Linked DNA regions of Mus musculus: region 2 is linked to region 1. Evidence: chromatin loops called from intact Hi-C (ENCODE). Cell type or tissue: left cerebral cortex. All regions are shown on one strand. Each heading gives the region's core, and the rest is flanking DNA. Links, peaks and the distances in the headings are about the cores only.

Region 1 (9,328 bases), core at 981-8,980:
TTCTTATCCAGGTTTCAGTGAGTACTTACTCGCCTTAGAGTAACCCGTGCCCAATAGTTACATAACCCCGTGCTACAGCTAATTCATTTACAGAAAAAAAAAAAAGATAAATCAGATGTTCAGAATGAGCCATATTTAAAAGCCTTTCAATGGCTGTCTGGCCCTTCAGACTCTTGCTCTCAGTCACTTAGAAGATTGCTTTGAAACCTTCTTTTCCATTATGTTTCGTGAGCTCAGAGTCACCAAGCTGATGGGATGATTGCACTGGGAGGAAGGTTCTGTGAGCAAGGACTGTACTCTGGGGTTGGTGGGGGTGGCAGTGTCTCCCATACCATATTTTGGGGTAAGGAGAGGTGGGTAATAACCTGGGATCATTTTCTGATCTATTTGAGAGAGTCAGAAGAATAGACGAGAAGGTAGTTGGCCTAAAGTTTCTTTCAAACCTTTTGTTTCCTTTAAGAACAGAAGTGCAAATGGAGTTTATTTTTCTTCCAGTAGCAGACAGATCAAATGTGCCTGGGCCTCTGCCCTCCCCCAGCACGCACACAAATCACTCTCTGCCCCTCCTTGAAGGTCCCCTGCACCTGCTGTTGTAACTCTCCATTGACCGGAGCCAGCACTGCTCCGCTTGAAATTTAAGCTTCTACTAAATGAGGCCCTTTATCTATTGCTTTTCTGTACTTTTTTCTGGAGGTAGTGTGGATTCATGTGTGGGTTGGTCATGGCTGATTCAGAGATGGGATGTGGGCCAGAAAGGCTGCTAATGGGCCTGGGGCAAGAAAGAGAAGGGTGAGAGCAGTGCCCTCCTCCCCATCCCTTTTGTGATGCCAGGCGCCATGAGTATGAAGGGCAGAAGGATCCAGTGAGCCTTCAGGCAAGTGTCTGCCCCCAAAGTCTAAAAGTCCAGGTTCTGAGCACAGTCAGGTCCTGCTCCAGGGGGAGCTGGGATGCAGAAGGGTCAGGATGGAACAGGGCTGCAAGAGGAGGGATGATTGCACTGGGAGGATGGATGCAGCCCTCTAGATGGTCCATGGTCCAAGCCCACACTGAGTTAGGCTCCTACACAGCTGCTTATCACTTCCTATCACATCTAGTAGAGAACTCAAGATGAATAGCAATGCCTCGAATGTGTCTTAAAGTCTGTCAGCAAAAGTAAATGATTACAAAGGCTCAGGGTATCTAGGCTTTCAGTGGCTTCTGAGCAGGGTCATTTTTAAGCCAGCAGCTGTCTTCAGAATTACTCTGTCTCTGCTGTCACAGAGGGTGACTAAGTTAAGGGCAGAGGCTCAGAATTCTTCCCTTTACAGGATGGGGATCCAAACCAGGGAATCAGAGTGAACTCTGTAGAGTCCTGCAGGCTGAGAAGAGCTATACGGGCGAGTAGGGGAGGCTGAGTTACTTTAGAAATAAAGACACCAAAATGATTAGAATTCCTTTTGGGCCTCCATTAAGGAGAAAAAGCAATCAGCCCTGATGGGCCAGGTTGATAACACTCGAATTCTCTTCCCACACCAGCGCACAACTGCCTTCACTTCTGTAGACTCTCTGCCTCCTTACCAGGGAAGCACCATGCTCAGAGCTGGGGACCAGGCCTAATGATACCCATGTGCCCCCTGCTCCCCCTCCTAGGCTACAAGGGTTCCATTGTACACTCATATAACAGACATGGTGCCTTCTGAAAGCCAGGTACCCAGGAGATGGTCAATAAAACTATCACAAGCCTGGATACAAAAGAGGCTATGTGTGAACACTGTGTGTGCACGTGCATGCTCATGCATGTATGTGCCTTCATGAGTATGTTTATGGGGGGCGGGTGGCACAAACAAACAAAACGGAAACAACCCTCCTTAGAGGGAATGACTGTGGCTTTGGGACTCTACATCTCCAAAAGCCTCCTGTGGGTGGTAAAGGGGCTGATGGAGGCTGATGCTCTGGAGGCTGGGACAACTAGACACATGCTCTTGGACATCTGCGAAGGCACCACAAGTTGATGACAGTGCTGAGTGCTGACTGTGCTTGGCATGCTGGCTGCCACCTCACTGGACATCACTGGTAAAAGAGGGCTAGAGAGCTAGATTTAAGTGGCAAGGACAGTCACGTGATAGTCAAACTTCAGCATCCGCCAAATATCCATCACTAGGAGACAAAGTGAGTATGTTCATCTGTTACTGATTAAAAAAAAAAAGATGTTCATGCTGGAGAAAGAGACAAGAGTAGGTTCCTGAACAGGATATACAGTAGATGAGCTAAATGGTCTCTGTCTACCATGTAGAGGCAAGCATATTTATAATTACCAGGGTACCCTGGTACCAACTGTAAGCAGTCATTACAGCACAGTGGTTCTCAACCTGTGGGTCGCAAGCCCTTTAAGGGTCACATATAGGTTATCCTGCAGGTTAGATATTTACATTACGATTCATAACAATAGCGAATTTATAGTTATGAGTTAGCAATGAAATAATTCTATGGTGGGGGGCGGTCACCACTAACGTGAGGAATTGTATCAAAGGGTCACAGCATTAGGATGGTTGAGAACCACTGCTCTAGACTATCATTGTCCAATAGGACTTCCTGTAGGGATTGAAAATATGTATCCATTGCCTAACAACAGCCACCAGCTAAGGATGCTGACTGAGCTCATGAAATTCTCCTGTGGCTGAGGAATCTCAATTTTAAGTATGAATGGGCACCTGTGGCTAGTGGCAACAGTGCAGCATAGCAGTACAGGGTATGGCCAGGGAGGACTAAGGCCTGGGTTTTGTTTGTTTGTTTTTAAGATTTAACATTGTAAGAGTAGGACCTATGCACAAAGACTGCATTCCACATCTAACCTAAAATTCGATGTCTTCTGATGGTTGTATATGATTGTAAAAAACACCACGATCAACACACAGAACTCTTCTACCACCTCCCAAAGAAAATTCCAACCTTGGTGAAACAGCCAGTAAATACTGCAGAGACAACAGCTGGGCCTTCTACTCTTTGCATTTCTTCTTCAGAATTCAAGGTCTTCAACCTGTCCTAAGTTAATCATAGAGTCCGACTAAGATAAAGGCCTCTTTTTCCTTTCCTTTTTCTTCTTCTTTTTCTTTTCTTTTTCTCTTTAATTGGATATTTTCTTTATTTACATTTCAAATGTTTTCCCCTTTCCAGGTCTCCCCTTCGGTACCCCCTATCCCATCCCTTCCCCTGCCTCTATAAGGGTGCTCCCCCACCCACCTGCCCACGACTAAGGCCTGTTTTAATAACTGATGCCTTGACTGTCCTACCATAGTTCTGTGCTGTACACATGTAGGTGTTCAGTGTGTAGTTGTGTGAACTATAAAATTACCTATCTAGGCTTGTTTTGTCTGGAATTATGGGAGACTTCTACTTTAAGACTCTGCCCATAGTCACCAGTTATGACAGCCAACCATCAGAGTTGAGTTTTTATAAGGATGTAACTTAAGCATTTATTAAAAAACAACCTCCCTCAAGCCCTGATCTTCCAATTTTGAACAGCGCCATGTCAACCTTACTCCTTTAAAACCCATTTGAGAGTCTCTCTCACTAGCACGGCTTTCTCCCGCCACGCCCCAAACTCCTCCCATGTCTGCCCAAGGTTGTGCTCTGTTGGTCTGGTGGGGAAGGAGGATGGTCTTGGACAAGGAGCTTCTTCCTGGGGACTCAGCTGACCCTCTCCAGAGGAACACTCCTGGATGCCACAAACCACTTCCTCAGCCCCACCCTCTCCTCCTGACTGAAGTCACAAGGAAAAGTCCATCTTTCTCTTCCGTGTAGACTCAGGGTTTCTGTAGCTGAAGTGAGGTCAGTAGCAGAGAATGTTTCTGAGGGAAAAATTACCTGACAGGAGACGCTGTCCCATCTCTGAATATCTGGGTGAGCCACCAGTCTGACTGGTCACCCTGGGAAGTCAACTAACTGGGCCTCAGTGGCAAGACCTGCTTCTCTCTGCCTGTCCAGTATTCTGCTAGCCAGAGCCCTGCCCACCTGCCCAAAGCTCCCTCTGCCAACTTTGGAGAATGCCACTGTGTGACACCAGTGTCAGGCTGGCTCTTAGCCTCAGCCACCTTCTGAGCATGCACAGGCAATGCTTCCATACCACCGTGGGTCCCTGTTCACTTTCTTTCCTGCAGGCTGGTGGATCCCTTCCCTCAAAGCTCGACACATTTGTTAGCTGTAAGTTGATCCCTTCTTTTCAGCACACATTTATGGAGTACAAAGTGTTCCAGGCGCTGGAGGCATAGCTCCTGCTTTCGGTGGACTGGACTATCAGGGAGGAAAACCATCAAGCAAAGAAGTGAGTCACAATATGTCACAGGAGGTTTGCACCTAGGGGAGGTAGAGGTAGAAGGGTGAAGGTGAGGAGGCTTCAAAGGGTCTCTTGGAGGAAGAAGCGTGTCGGAAAGATCTTTGTTCAAGTGAGTAGGCCTGTGCTGCAGACAGCCACGAGGAAAGCATCTAGACAGACAAGCAGCAGCAAGTGCAGAGGTAAGACGATCCCTGGGGCTTCCAGGAGAGCAATGGCTGAGAGGGACAGAGGCAGCCAGGGCTTTGCCACCTGGGGCCTGGTACAGAAAGTCCCTAGAGGACGGAGAAAAGACAGAGCAGAGCTCTGAGTGGGAAGGGAACTGCATAGCCCAAGGCTGCCTATGCAGGAAAGGTGGTGGCCCTGGAACGTATGGGGCTGAAAGCAGCCCGTTACCCAAACAGGCTGCCTCCAGCTCTGGGTTTCACATACTGTTAGCATCTGTTAGCGTCCTCTGGTCCCTTCCTGACAGTAGGAACACAGCGAGATACAGGCAGGCAAAAGCCACATGAAATAAAACCCTGATCATGCCATACCACAGAAAGAAGCTGGCCCATTACCATGGCTGCATTGCCACCAGCTCTTGAACTATCAAGAGCCTTGATTTTTGCCATGCCAGAGTCACCAACCAAAGGGAGAGTGGAAGCCAGGTTCCAGAAAGCACCAGCGAGAGAAGAAGCCATGAAAACCTTCCACCACTGACAGAACTGGCTGTCCCCTCCGACCCTGAGGATTCAGGATTGATCAACTTTCTGGGAAGGAAGAGTTCTTATTACTTCAGGAGAAGAAGCAGGATTTTAAACTTCCCATCCCATGTAAATATTTACCCAGCCCTTGCCCTGGGGCAGGGCTCTGAGAGAAACAAACCAAACCAAACCAGCCAAATGCTGCTGCCTGCTTGGACTCCCACTGTAGCCCCAGGGCCTGAGCAGGCTGCACTGAGTGTTCAGTGGACAGAAGGCTCTGCTCTAATTTCCCCAAAACATCCATTTACCCCTCAGAACTGGGGTGGGCAGTAGAGTTGCCAATCCTCTCCACACAAATGAGACTCAGAGAAGCTCTGCCACTCTCCCATTATTTAAGGTAGACTGCTAGACCCAGAGCCCAAACTGTCAAATGGTTGTGTTTCATCTGCAGTCAGCAAACCTAGGAAGATTTTTTGGTAACAAGCACAGCATAAACATGGTAAAATGGCTCCAGTGTACACAGTAGCAGGAGGAAGATCCATCTAAGCTGTGCTGAGCCTAAATGATGGGTGTTTGGAAACTTACACATTTTTTATTGCCTGCAGGCCCACAGTGATAGGGGGCTAATCTGTGAGACACTAACCAGTACAGGCCTCTGTTGCCTGCTGCCAGGCACAGCTAAGACTGGATTGCAGCAGGAGCAGGTGGCTTATCCTCAGGACTTAGCATGCTTACAGTACAGGAAGGACTATGGAGATACTGCCTGAATCTCCTCTTAACTATTTCTATGTCCAAGTGACAGTGACTTTAAGTAGTGACATTGCACTTTAAGAAACAGGATCCCCCTCTGCATCTTCCGCACTGCTGGGCAGTCACTGGTGGTTGACACCATCCCCAGTCTCTTCTTCTGGCACAAGCCAGATTTTGTTCTTCCCAGAGAGGGACCCACAACAGAGAAGATGCTAACTATCACTGTGAACGGCAATCACCTGACGGTTCTGTATCCATGCATTCAACCGGCTGTGGATAAAAGATATTCTGGAAAATAATCCATCCACACTGAACATGTATAATGCTCAGGCTTTTCTTACTCCCTAAATGTTGAGTGTAACAGCTTTCTGCATAGCATTTACATTAGCCTGGGTCTAAAAAGTAATCTAGAGATGACTTAAAATACACAGGCAGCTAGCCATATGTAGGTTGTATGCAAATAGTACATCATTTTTATATAGGATAATTAATTGGGAATTTGAGAGTTTGTGTCTAGAAATTTCTGTGAATATAAACAGATGACTGTCCTGAGTTTCTAGGGCTGTTTGTTATTTCCTTTACCTAACTGATATGAATACTGGCCCTCCAACTTCTAGGTTAAAAAAAATAAATAAAGAATCTATACAGTCAACTAGAGAGAAAAAGACAGCAGATACTACTGGCCATTACCACACCTTAGGTATAACCTTACTCATACCTAATTTTGGTAATCCTGAGAAATAAGTATCATCTCCATTTTATACTCACAGAAACTGAGGTCAGAGAGGGAAGAAGCTTTGAAGTTAGAAAGCTAACAAATGGGGGCAGTTTCTGCATCTCGCGGTTATACGGTACTGTCTGTAAAAAGCACATATAGCTAGATAACTCTATAGGCCAAATGGGGGTCCCAGGATGGAGGAACTAGGAAGGCTGGGCATCCAGACTTGTGGCATTTACTAGGTGTTCGTAGCATGCATATGAGTGTCGGGGCCTGGGGCAGGGCCAGCATGAGTCCGTTCTGGCAATGGGATGGCAACTGATGGAGGCTACCAAAGTGGAGACTGTAATACGCTAAGGGAAAAGTCTCCAGCTAGAACAGGGATGGGGCAGGACCCGGAAGTCCACTCACAGGCATGGAGGGGAGGAAGAAAAATGAGCAGAGAGGAGTAAGCTGGGAAGGAAGCAAGGAACAATGGCCAAATAAGGAAGTGCCAGTGATGAGCTTCCTTTCCTGTCCAGATCTGCACACTTGGTAAAAATACACCATATGTCTCACCCTGGCACACGGAGATGTTGAGGCATACTGCTATTGGTGGGTGGCATTAAAGATACCCCTCAGGAGCCAAAAAAGAGGCCACTCCACCCTCCTGGAATAGCAACCCCCAGCCCAGCTGGTCCAGGAATTCAAACTCAGCCAGGCAGTACATATTCCAACCCAAGAGGCCAGAAAGGCTGCCCTCCACTGCTGTTCCCTGAAGAGGATTCACTGGGCAGAGTGAATGACAGTGGCATTAGCATGTGGGGAAGGGAACTGAAAGGCTGTTTGGTACTGATGGGGTTGATCAGGCCTGGCAGAGGATCCCAGGATGGTTCTTGATCACTCCCCTTACCCTCAGCCACATACCCTGAGTCCTAAGCTTCGGGGACAGATTCTGCCTATTCACAGATTACGAAATCGGTGGCTCTGGGGCTGGAGAGGTGGCTAGCTGGCTATTCAGCATGAGGACCTGAGTCCTGTATACTCAGCATCCGGGTAAAAAGCTGGGTGCTGTGGTGTAGAGCTGTATTCCCAGTGTTGGGAAGGTGGAGACAGGAGGTTTAATAAAACGACTTAAAGGAAGATGCCCAACATCAACCTCTGGCCTCTGTGTGATGAATGTGTGTAACCTCAGACCCCCAGAAATGGGTAGCTCTCTGCAGTGGCAGTGTCTCAGGTCAGGGGCTACAAGAGCCCTGTATCTGGGTTCATGGGATCTTGGTAGAGAAACCTAGCCCTAAATAAAGGCCCAGGGCCTGTCTGCCAGCAGTTTGAGGATCTCACTGTAGAAAGGGTAAAACTTCAAGATGATCCGAAGGTGACCAGGAAGGGCTTTCATGACCCCGAGTTCCTAATTGCAGCTAAAAAGGAGGCATGTGGCGGAAATGACACGGGACAGGAAGTGCTGCTGTATGAGTTCAGATTTCAGAAGGGATGCCTGGAGTCCCTAAGTGGAGGGCTTAGCCAGGAAGTGGCCAGCTGTGGCACTGGGAAGAGGGGCTTCCTATAGGAATAAGAAGCAGACACAGGCTGGGAAAGACAGGGACAGAGGACACTGCAGCTGTGGGAGGAGCGCACAGCACTCTGCAGGCAGAGACATGAACGTGCTTTCTCGAAAGGAGTGGTCAGGACCAGGCTTTCAGTTCCTATTCCTAGAAATGCTTTTTCCTTGCTGGACCAGCTCATATGTCAGTTTCCCCATGAAACCTCTTTCCTTCAGCACCCCACCCCCACCCCTAGGCACTGGATGACAGCTCTGCAGCTTTGGTTTCAGCCCTTCTCTCCAAGCATATGAGGGACACTACCAGATCCTGGAGCTGCCAGTAGAGGTAGAAGCAGACTCCCTTTCCTCAATAGGAGCTGGATGTGGCACCCGTGTGCCAAAGGGTCCTATGTTGGAGGCTTCGTTCCCGGTGTGCTAATGTTGGTAAATAATGGAGCCTTTAAGAGCGGGCCCTTAATTAAGACACTGAGGCATTGCTTTCTGAAGGGATAAATGCCAATGTGTGGGGTGATCTAGTTATTCACAAGCAAGTTGTTTTTTAAAAGCAGAATATACATGGCTTCCAGTCTTGCTTTGTAACTGCTATTGTATGTCTGTGACTGATACAACGTCTGTACGAAGCTCTCGTCAGATCTAAGAAGAAGCAGGGCCACATGCCCTGGCACTTCCAGAACTATGAGCAAAATAAAACTCAGCTCTTCGTGTACTATCCAGCATTGAGTGTTTTGTTATAGCAAAGGAAAGTTGGCTAATGCACCCTTCTCAATACAACTTCAGAAAAGCTTTCTGCTAGCTGAATTAAAGCATACGGTGTCTTCACTATGTAGTGGAGTTGTAACTACCAAGTTGTAACTATGAACAAGGCAGCATTCATCCTTAGTGACCAGAGAGTTGCCCTTGAGTGACTGTTAGAGCCATTCCTCAGGCTAGAACAGAGGAGCAGGAGACTGAGGGCCTAGGAGAGAGCATCTCACTCTAATGACCATGACTCAAGACAAGGGGACATTTTTGGAACTGTGTTAGCTATTCTGAGCATTTTGGCATGAGAATACTCTTTACTAAGTGGGACTTGTAGATATCACCAAGCTTTGTAAGGCAGCTAAGGAAATGACCCATTTTATAAAGCCATACTGCAAGAGAAAAGTGAGGGGAGGGAAGCAGAAGGGAATGTGGCATTATCTAAATAGACTAAAGACATTTTCTAAAATGGTACAAAAATAATTAAAAGCTGTGAGTACTTCAGTGAGTCAGTCAGTGTGGCTGATGCAGGAGGCTGGCTGCCCCCACTGGTGACAGGACACTGCATCTAAACAGCTCCTATT
Region 2 (9,328 bases), core at 354-8,353, 150 kb before region 1:
TTTGTTTTTGTTTTTATTTTTTGTTTTTCGAGACAAGGTTTCTCTGTGTAGCCCTGGCTGTCCTGGAACTCTGTAGACCAGGCTGGCCCCGAACTCAGAAATCTGCCTGCCTCTGCCTCCCGAGTGCTGGGATCAAAGGCGTGCGCCACCACTGCCCCGCTTTGATGTCTTCTGTCTTATGCATGACTGGATATCTATAATTCTAGTTCCCTGAACTAGATATACTACAAATACTGTGTATTTTTGGAATTCAGTGTAACACACTGAAAGCAATATTTTGTAAGCTTTAAATGTTTTACTTAGTTCTCAGGTCAAAGTCTGTCAGTTACTTTTGGTGTGTGTGGAGGTGTGTTTTTCCTGCAGGTAAGTACTTCGTGCTTGCCTGAGGGCACTAGGTCTCCTGGAACAGAACAGTTGTAAGTAGCCTTGTGGGTGCTATAACCAAAGCAAGCGTCCCCTTTGAGAGCAGCAAACATTTAACCATCAACCTATTTCCAGGCCCCATTTCATTTTTGTTTGCTTTTGTCTGCTTTGGGGACAGATCTCCTGTCACCCTGGTGAGCCTAGAACTCTAGCTAGGGTGACCTTGAACTGCCTCACAACCTCCCAGTTTTAAGGTGGCGCTTGGGATCGAACCTAGGACTTGCATGCTAGGCACTCTGTCAGCTGAGCTCTGCCTAGCTCTCCTGCATGCGTCTCAATCCATCCATACAGTAATAACCTCTGAAGAATGACTAATGCTCCATTGTATGCTTATGCAACAGATGAATATTGTTTGAAATCATGCTCATCTGTTGATGGACATTTGGACTGGCTCCTTTTGGCTATTGTGAATGTTAAACCTCTGCCGTGATGTGCAAGTATCTGTCTGCATCTTTTCAGTATTTACTGAGAATTAACTTGCCTTATACAGGATTTCTGCTTTTAATCTCCGAGGAGCCGTCCTGCGTTACCACGGCTAGCCCACCACCTCACTAGGAGAGCTTAAACACTTCGAGACACTTCTCACTCTTAGGAACCACCCCACTCAAGGTTTATGGTATTAAGTATAAGGTTCTTAAAGATAATTTGGAATTACTTGCTAAGTGAAGGAATTTGAAGGGCTCCCATTACCTTTGGGGTGGGGGGTGGGGATAAGGACTTTGGTAAGTGTTTGCACAGGAAAGATACTTCAAACTATAAATGTCGCCTTATCCCACTTCAGCTGAAATATGAGCGAGAAAATGACTGGGAACATCAAGAGCAGTTAATTCCCCTACCCAGGGCACCAAGCCCTGACTCCTGCATGAAATGCTCCAACATAAACAAAGACGCTCGCTTTTCACACCAAGGGTAGGCAGCGGTGCTTTAGGTCCGGGTGTTGGGGTTAGTTTATTAACCCGAGTGACTCAGACAACGAAACAACCTCGGGACCCACAGAAGCATCAAGGGTTCTCGGACATGAAGACACTGGTAGACACACCTGCCAATCACCGGTTGGGAGAGTAGTGCATGTGGTGATTGGTTAGACCCAGGTTCCAACTCCAGCCCCTCTGTCTGAATCCTGCCTTGCTATAATTGGGGTTGGGGGAACCTCTGCTGACCTCTCTGCTGACCTCGGAAGAAGGAAGTGACTGGGCCTGAGTTTATTGTTGGAATCCAGGATACAGTAAAGTTCTGGTTTCTTAGACACATTTCACGTAAATCTGACGTCCTTCCTCCTCCCCCTCCTCTTCCTCCTCCTCCTTCTCCTCCCCCACCCCCACCCCCTCCCCCTCCTCTTCTTCCTCCCATTTGGCCTTATGACTTATTTCCTACTTTCACACAGGTCCAAAGCAAGGTGGGGATTTTTCCTGTGCTTGGGGAAGATGCATCACCTAGACCTTGTCAAATCAGTTCTCTTGAAGCCTTCTCAGCTCTATACGTACATCTTCGGTAGATTGTACAGGAGAACAGATCCCGTGGGCGAGCAGATATAGACAATTACAACTAAACATTAAGTCATTAAAATAGCACCCAACATAGAGTTATTCACATTTTTCAAGAAAGAACTCAAAAGACAGTAAGACAAGTCCCATCATGCGGACTGTCTCCTGGCCTACCCTAGTCTTCCTTTTCTTCCTGGTCGCTCTTGCTTTACATCCACCCCAGGATTACTCATGCAAGCAGCCTGGCTCTGCTTCTCCTGCACTAATCTCATTAATGCAAATCTGATCACATCTCTTAAATCTGATCTGAGCCTCTCAAATGTCAAATTCTGCGATGCCTTGTTGCTTATAGGTTCCTGCAGACACTTTATTCTACTGTAACAGATGACAGGTAAATACACAGAAAATTAATGAAGCCAGTATTGAAGTTTCACAAACAAATCACACTCAGGATCGAACATAATCAGCCTGGACCATTTCCCCTCAGATCCTTAGCCACTGTCCTTTACCCTGGGGGCCACACCCTGTTTTCTGTGGGTAGAGTACTAACCTTGTGTTTACATGGGTCAAGACACGTCAACCCGCATTTTTGTTTCTGGTTTCTTTATCTCGATATTTCGAGGTTCACCCATATTCTTTGTAGTTTGGTCATGAGAATGCATTCCATTATGTGAATACAGTAATGGAATTACGTGTATCCAGATAAATGTTGACAGTAATTGGAGTTGTTTACATTTTGAAGCTATTAGAACATTGCTTCTGTGGCCGTCGTGATGACATCGTTAGAAGCATGAGACATGGTGCGCACATCTCTTGGTTGGATGCCAACAGACAGAAGTCTTGGATCAAGGTTATGGCCATGCTCACACTGATATGTTTAATGTTTTCCAAAGTGTTTGTGTTTTTTACACTCTCGTTAGCAACATATGGGAGTTGCAGTTCAATCAGCATTTTTTTTTCCATTTTGGTGGGTGATAATCGAGTTGCCTATGTTTTTAATTTGCATCTCTATGGTAATTAAGTTGAACACTTGTTTTGCTCACTCGTTTAGTTTGAGACTATGTCAGATATAGTCCATGCTGGCTTGGAATGCATCATGTAGCTGAGGATGACTTTAAAAAACAAACATACATACAAACCAACCACCATTTACTTCTGGGAGGGGGGTGGTTGTGGCACGATGCTTATGTGCAGGTCAGAGGGCAACCCCAGGGAGGCAGCTCTATACTTCTACCCTGTGAGTTCTGGGGATGGAGTCAGGCCATCGGGCTTGGCAGCAAGGGTGTTTTCTGCTGAGCATATACTCACAGCCAGGACGATTTGTGTCTGTTGATGCTTCTCTATACAGATAGCACTACCATCCTTGCCCGCTGAGCCCCTTCTTCTCTGCTTAGCAGCTACTCAGCAGCTACTCAGAAATAACCCTGTGAGACATTTGCTAAAGCTCTTTTTTCCTGAATGTTTTGTGTCTTCCTGCCATTTAACGACTATGGAGCATCTTGAGTATTTGACAAATTTTAAATAAAGTTAAATTCCTTAAACTGACCACATACATTCTGTTGCCAATACTTTCATAAGACTGGTTATTTGATAATGTCCACCCCTCCCTCTATCCATCTTAACACTTGCATTTCAAAGTAAATTGCTGCTAGCAATGCCTGCTAAGTCTTGTAAATACTTGTTTCTGCATGTACTTTTTCTTTTTTAACTAGAACCCAGTGGGAGGTCTCTTTTGATGTAAAATGCACAGAACATTCACAAATTGTTAGCATGGCAAATTTTGAATATTCGTTCACTTGTGAAACCAGAATTTCTTATCAAATATATATAGCACCCTGCCACCCTACAGAGTCCTTCACAGCCCCTCCCATTCCCACCTGCTCAGAGTGAGTCACGTGATTGTCAGCCCCACTATGGGCTACGAATGCCAATTCCAGAATTTGGTATAAGTGGAAATGCATGGTATATCCTTTGCTGTATGGCCTTTTCTCTGCAAACTTATTTGTGACTTAACTATGTAATTGCACAGTAAACATTTACTCCTTTTGAAGTTTTCAGAGTAGACATCCACTTGATGAGGCAGATTATTATAAGTATGTGGGGTTTTATTTTTAATTTAGTGTGTGTGTATGTCGACTGTGTGTATGTATGCCGTGTGGATGTGGTGCCCTTGGAAGCCAAACCAGGAGGGTGTTTGATCCCTGGAGCTGGAGTTCCGAGAGCTTGTGTACCCCTGACATGGGTGCTGGGAACTGACCTGGGTCTTCTGGAAGAGTGCTATATGCTCTGAACCACTGAGCCATCTCTCCTGACCCATAAGCATAAATCCATTTATTGAAGCATAGGTACACTAAATTCTTATATATTCAACCTTTCAAACATGATAGATTTGGAGGTAACTTAATACTTTTCAGACTATCAACATGATCAATGCCTTAAACATATCCATCACTCCCATGATCCCTCCCTGCCTCCCCTTCTTTATTAACATCATAATGATTCAGACCTTGTCCCTCCACACTGCAAAGCTTTTCTCTCTTCAAGACAGTGTCTCACATTGTGTCCCAGGTGGGCGTCAAACTCTCAGTGACCCTGCCTTGGCTTCCTCGGTGCGAGGGTGGCAGGTGTGAACTGTCTTGCCTGGCTCTGTAATGCTTTCGTAGTGTGGATGTGCTGATTCAGTGGTGTGCGCTTGAAACCTGCCTGAAGAAGAAAGATCTCAAATCTGAGGTCAGAGTGAGACACACGGTGAGCACTTCAAAGTGAGAATGTCAAAAAGGGCGATGAGATGACTCCGCAGGTAAGGCACTCGGTGCCAAGCGTGACGACCTGATCCCGGGGACCCACGTGGTAGAGGGGGAAAACCGACGTCTGGAAGTTGTCCTTGGACCTTCACACTTACTCTGTGCTGGACAAGCACACACCTGTATATGCACGCAGGCTTACACACACTAAATAAACTAATAAACAAATGTAATTAAAATAACATTTAAAACAAAAGTGCTGAGATGGGGTGGTGGTGGCACATGCCTTTAATCCCAGCATTTGGGAGGCAGAGGCAGGCAGATCTCTGTGAGTGTGAGGCCAGCCTGATCTACAGAATGAGTTCCGGGACAGTCAGAGAGACATAGTGAGTGCCAGTCTCTCAAAAAACAAAAATAAAGCAAAACAAACAAACAGACAGACAAACAAAAAACAGTGTTATATTTTTGGTTTTTGTTATTCTGAATATTTCCCTGTATATACTGAAAGTATCTCTTCCTATCCCAAGTTCCTTTTGACCCCTTTAATGATGTCCTTTGAAGACAAATATCCTTGACATTAAAACAATCGGGTTTTATCTTACGGCTAGCTTTTTGCTTTATGAGAGGATTTTCTACTTTCTCCGAGCTTTAGCTAGCTTCATCTGCCACTGAGAGTTGAAGATTGGAATGCTGGCTGTCCTGGCTGTTCTGACTAGTTTCATCTCAACGTGACACAATTAGTCATCTGAGAGGAGGGAAACCGCAGTGGGAAAACACACCTCCATAATCCGGCTGTAGCAAGTCCATAGGGCTTTTCCTAATTTAGTGACTGATGGGAAGGCCCAGCCTATTGTAGTTGGGAACAACTCTGGGCTGGTGATTCTGGGTTCTAGAAGAAAGCAGGTGGGTGCTGGAGAGATGGCTCAGTTGTTAAGAGCACTGACTGCTCTTCCAGAGGTCCTGAGTTCAATTCCACATGGTGACTCACAACCATATATAGTGGGATCTAATGCCCTCTTCTGGTGTGTCTGAAGACAGTGACAGTGTACTCATGTATATAAAATAAGTAAGAAAGAAAGAAAGAAAGAAAGAAAGAAAGAAAGAAAGAAAGAAAGAAAGAAAGAGAAAGAAGGAAAGATAGAAAGAGAAAGCAGGACTGAACAAGACACGAGGCTCACCCCAGGAAGCAGAGTGCTGCCAGTACCCCATCTGCATCAGCTCCTGCCTCCAGGTTCCCTCCTGCCTTGGCTTCCCTCATTGGACTATGACTAGTGATATGGAAACCAAACAAATCCTTTCTTCCTCAAGTTGCTTTTGGTCATAGTGTTTCATCATGGCTATGGAAACCAAGCCGAGACAGTGGAATACAGAAGAAAGCTCACATACCATTTCTCTGTGTAGACCAAAGCTGTTCCAGGATGTTTAATTTAAAAGATCACCTCACTGGGAGTTGTCACATGGCAAATGGTCACATATAAATGGTGTTAATATCCCAGTGGTCTGTGCACCTTTGTACCAGTACCAAATCTCCTCTGCTATGGCTTTTAGGACAGGCATTGATGGTGTAGCTTGGGATTTGATTGATTACAATTCAATTAAATGATGGTGCAGTTATTGGCTGCACAGAAGGCAGCATAGATAGAGTCCACTTTTTCTCTGCAAGCTTTTGAGAGTAGCCATGCTCTGGAAGACAATTTACAAGTTTTTGTTTCAAAGCTGTATGCTCCTGAGTTTAGTGATGAAGTGCTCTTCAAAATATCTACACAGGGGCTGGAGAGATGGCTCAGCAGTTAAGAACACCTGGTGCTCTTCCAGAAGACCTGGGTTTGGTTCATAGAACCCATATGGTGGATCACAACCATCTGTACCTCCAGTTCCAAGGAATCCAACACCCTCTTCTGACTTCCAGGGTAGCACATATGTGTGTAGTACACATATATACATGTAGGCAAAACAGTCATGCCATGAAATAAATAAATCTTAAAATTCAGAGTATTTACTTAAAGTTGTTCTTACAAGAAGTTCAGAACGCAGTTTCTTGGCAAGCAGGAGACTGTAGAATCGCACTGGTTGAAGGCGTGCCGTACCAATGCTATTATTGCCACAGTCAGTAGTGATTCTCATGGCTGCTGTAACATGTGTGTCTTGAAGCAGTATGTATGTAGTATTTTACAGTTATAGATAAATAAATAAGACACCAAGTTCTTTTGCACTTGTACTCTTAGAAATAAAAATACCAGCTGGGGTGGTTGTGTTACATGACTTTAATTCAGCACTCCAGAGGCCCAGGCAGGTGGATCTCTGAGCTTAAGGCCAACCTGGTCAACAGAGTGAGTTTCTGGGCAGCCAGAGTTATACAGAGAAACCCTGTCTCAAAAAAACAAAACAAAAGAAAAACAAAACAAATAAACAAAGAAACAAACAAAAAACCCCACAGATTCCTGTTGAAATACAGTTGCTACTAGCCATGGGCTAACTATTCAGTTTGTTTGAGTAGGAGACTAAATATTGGTATGTAAATAGGCCCACACTCTAATCCTGAAGCCTTATATGGCAAAGGGGTTTTGCAGATGTAGTTCAACCCAGGAGCTTGAGATGGGACAATTGTCTTCAGTTACCTATAAGAAGGTGGAGAAGTAGCTTTTATTCTCCAGATGTTAATTGTATCAGAAACTTACGCTGAATAAGCTCTTTCTAGCTCTTTTTGAACTCTGGCTGGCTGGTTTAACTCAGCCCTTCTAGTTCAAACCCCTCTCCAAGCTGCTTGGTTCAAATTGGCTTCTTTGGCTTTTGGCTGAGTTGCTCTGCTTAGAAAAACTGCCTCTGAGTTCCACAAACTGAACTGCTCTGAACTACACTGAGCTCAACTGCACTGAACTGAACTCAACTAAACTCCATTGCATTTCGTGAACTCAACTGAACCGCACGCACTGAAGTGCTCCCCATCCGGACTCACTCTATGCTGCTCTTAAGTAGCCTCTCTTCTTGTCTGTTCTTGTGAAAGTTGGCCATCTTCTACCTCTGACTTATTCTGTCAAGTCTTTCTCTGATTCGTCACTTTGTCTGCCCCTCAATTAGAGTCACTTTCAAGCATGGCTGCTTCCTTCTACAAATCAACTTTACCTTTATTGCTTTTGATTAAAGGTGTGTGCTAAAGGGTGTGTCTGTATTCCAGCCAGAGGGATTAAAGGTGTGTTAGCCTGGCTGGATCACACAGACCTAGAAGATTTTGGGATATGATCCCTCGCTAGAGCAGCCGTGTTGTTTGTTTTAAATTCCTCTACAGGAAGATTTGACCACAGGTCAGAAGATAGCAGGATCCATGACTAAGGGGGGGGGGGGGCTGTGGGCTATGCTGGTGGCTTTGAAACTGGAAGAAGGAACCCCTAACCAAGAAACACAAAGACCACAGCTCTTAACACTGGGACAGGTAAAGAAACATTGTCTCCTCATACCTTTACAGAGTATGTCCTGGCAGATACCTTAATGCTGGCTCAGTTAAACTGACTTTAGACTTCTGATCTCCAAGCTGTAAAATAATATAATATACTGCTTTATGGAACATACATGTTACAGCATCCATGGGAATTAACACTGGTATGACACACCTCAGATCAATGTGACTCTAGAGTCTTCTGATTGCCAAGGAAGCCTATGTGTCAAAGCTCATGAGCTCTGTTTCTTTATGTGCAGACACATCTACATGTGTCCAATATCAGCTTATCATAGAGTGCTTTGTGTAGGACAACCATGCCTGCTAATGACATCCCCCATAGAAGAACCCCAGAACTACAGTCCATGAAGGCTCCCTGCCAATGGCATCCATTGCAAGACCACGTGTAAATGGCTTCCCCCTCCCCCACCCAGAATCTGATACCAAAGAGAGATGTTTCAGTTCAGTTCATTTTTCTTTTTGGAATACCAGAAACATCAAGTAGATGCAATTCACACTTCTTTTGATAACTTTGTCACTTAAGAATTAGTGACTTGGTAGTGGCACAAATCTTTAATCCCAGCACTCAGGAGGCAAAGGCAGGCTAACCTCTGAGTTCCAGGCCAGCCTGGTCTACAGAGCAAGTTCCAGGAAAGCCAGGGCTATGCTGGGAAACATTGCTTCGAGGAGGAGGAGGAGGAGGAGGAGGAAATTGTGACTCAGAGATAAATACAAGCCCTTTCTGTCACTGTTCCTCCTAATCCCCCTAAGTATAGAATCCAAACAGCTACTGCTGCTACTCATTAAATCTCACTGGACATTCAGAAAAGGAAAGAAATAGAGGTGAGATGACTCAGCTCTGTTTACATCCATGTGCAGCTAGGCAGGCCTGCATCAAAGGTGTCGGATGATTGAGACACCTTTAATCTTGCCTTCAAAAGGCTCTCTCTGCACAATGGTCTTTACAGCAGAGCTCGGCAGGTTTCAGCTCCAGGCCCCACGTGTCTACACACGTGTGAGGGTGTAAGAGCAGCTACCCGTTGTTAGGAGGTGTAAAGGCTCCTTCCTTTGAGGATGGTGTAAGGAGCTGGGCGTGGTGCTGTGCACTTTAATCCCTGTACATTTACAATACCAGGGCTGTGATGGCCGAGAAAGGATGATGGCTGAAGATCTGAGGCCACCTTGGGCTTCACAATGAATACAAGATCAGCTTAGGATACACAGTGAGATCCTGTCTGTAAAAG

What was found. Hi-C counts contacts between places; a loop is a spot of excess contacts. Peaks named below come from ENCODE experiments on the same cell type or tissue, not always from the same donor. Only the 100,000 strongest peaks of a DNase experiment are listed, where the experiment ranks them.
Region 2: it touches region 1 in a loop (2.1-fold over the local background); 5 of 42 quality-filtered maps call a loop at or near these places.

What each region holds. Positions count from the first base shown.
Region 1 is chr5:74,245,976-74,255,303 of GRCm38, forward strand. The region is part of intron 5 of Scfd2 (Sec1 family domain containing 2); the gene reads right to left. Among named protein-coding and RNA genes, the nearest start is that of Rasl11b, 55 kb to the left of the region's middle. In left cerebral cortex, for the core only: no CTCF peak of the experiment used is centred there; DNase peaks (open chromatin) are centred at 5,561, 5,662, 5,954, 6,049 and 3 more places; H3K27ac peaks cover 4,513 bases.
Region 2 is chr5:74,096,557-74,105,884 of GRCm38, forward strand. No RefSeq gene overlaps it. Among named protein-coding and RNA genes, the nearest start is that of Snora26, 7.7 kb to the left of the region's middle. In left cerebral cortex, for the core only: a CTCF peak has its summit at 5,668 (motif pointing left); DNase peaks (open chromatin) are centred at 3,724, 4,572 and 5,416.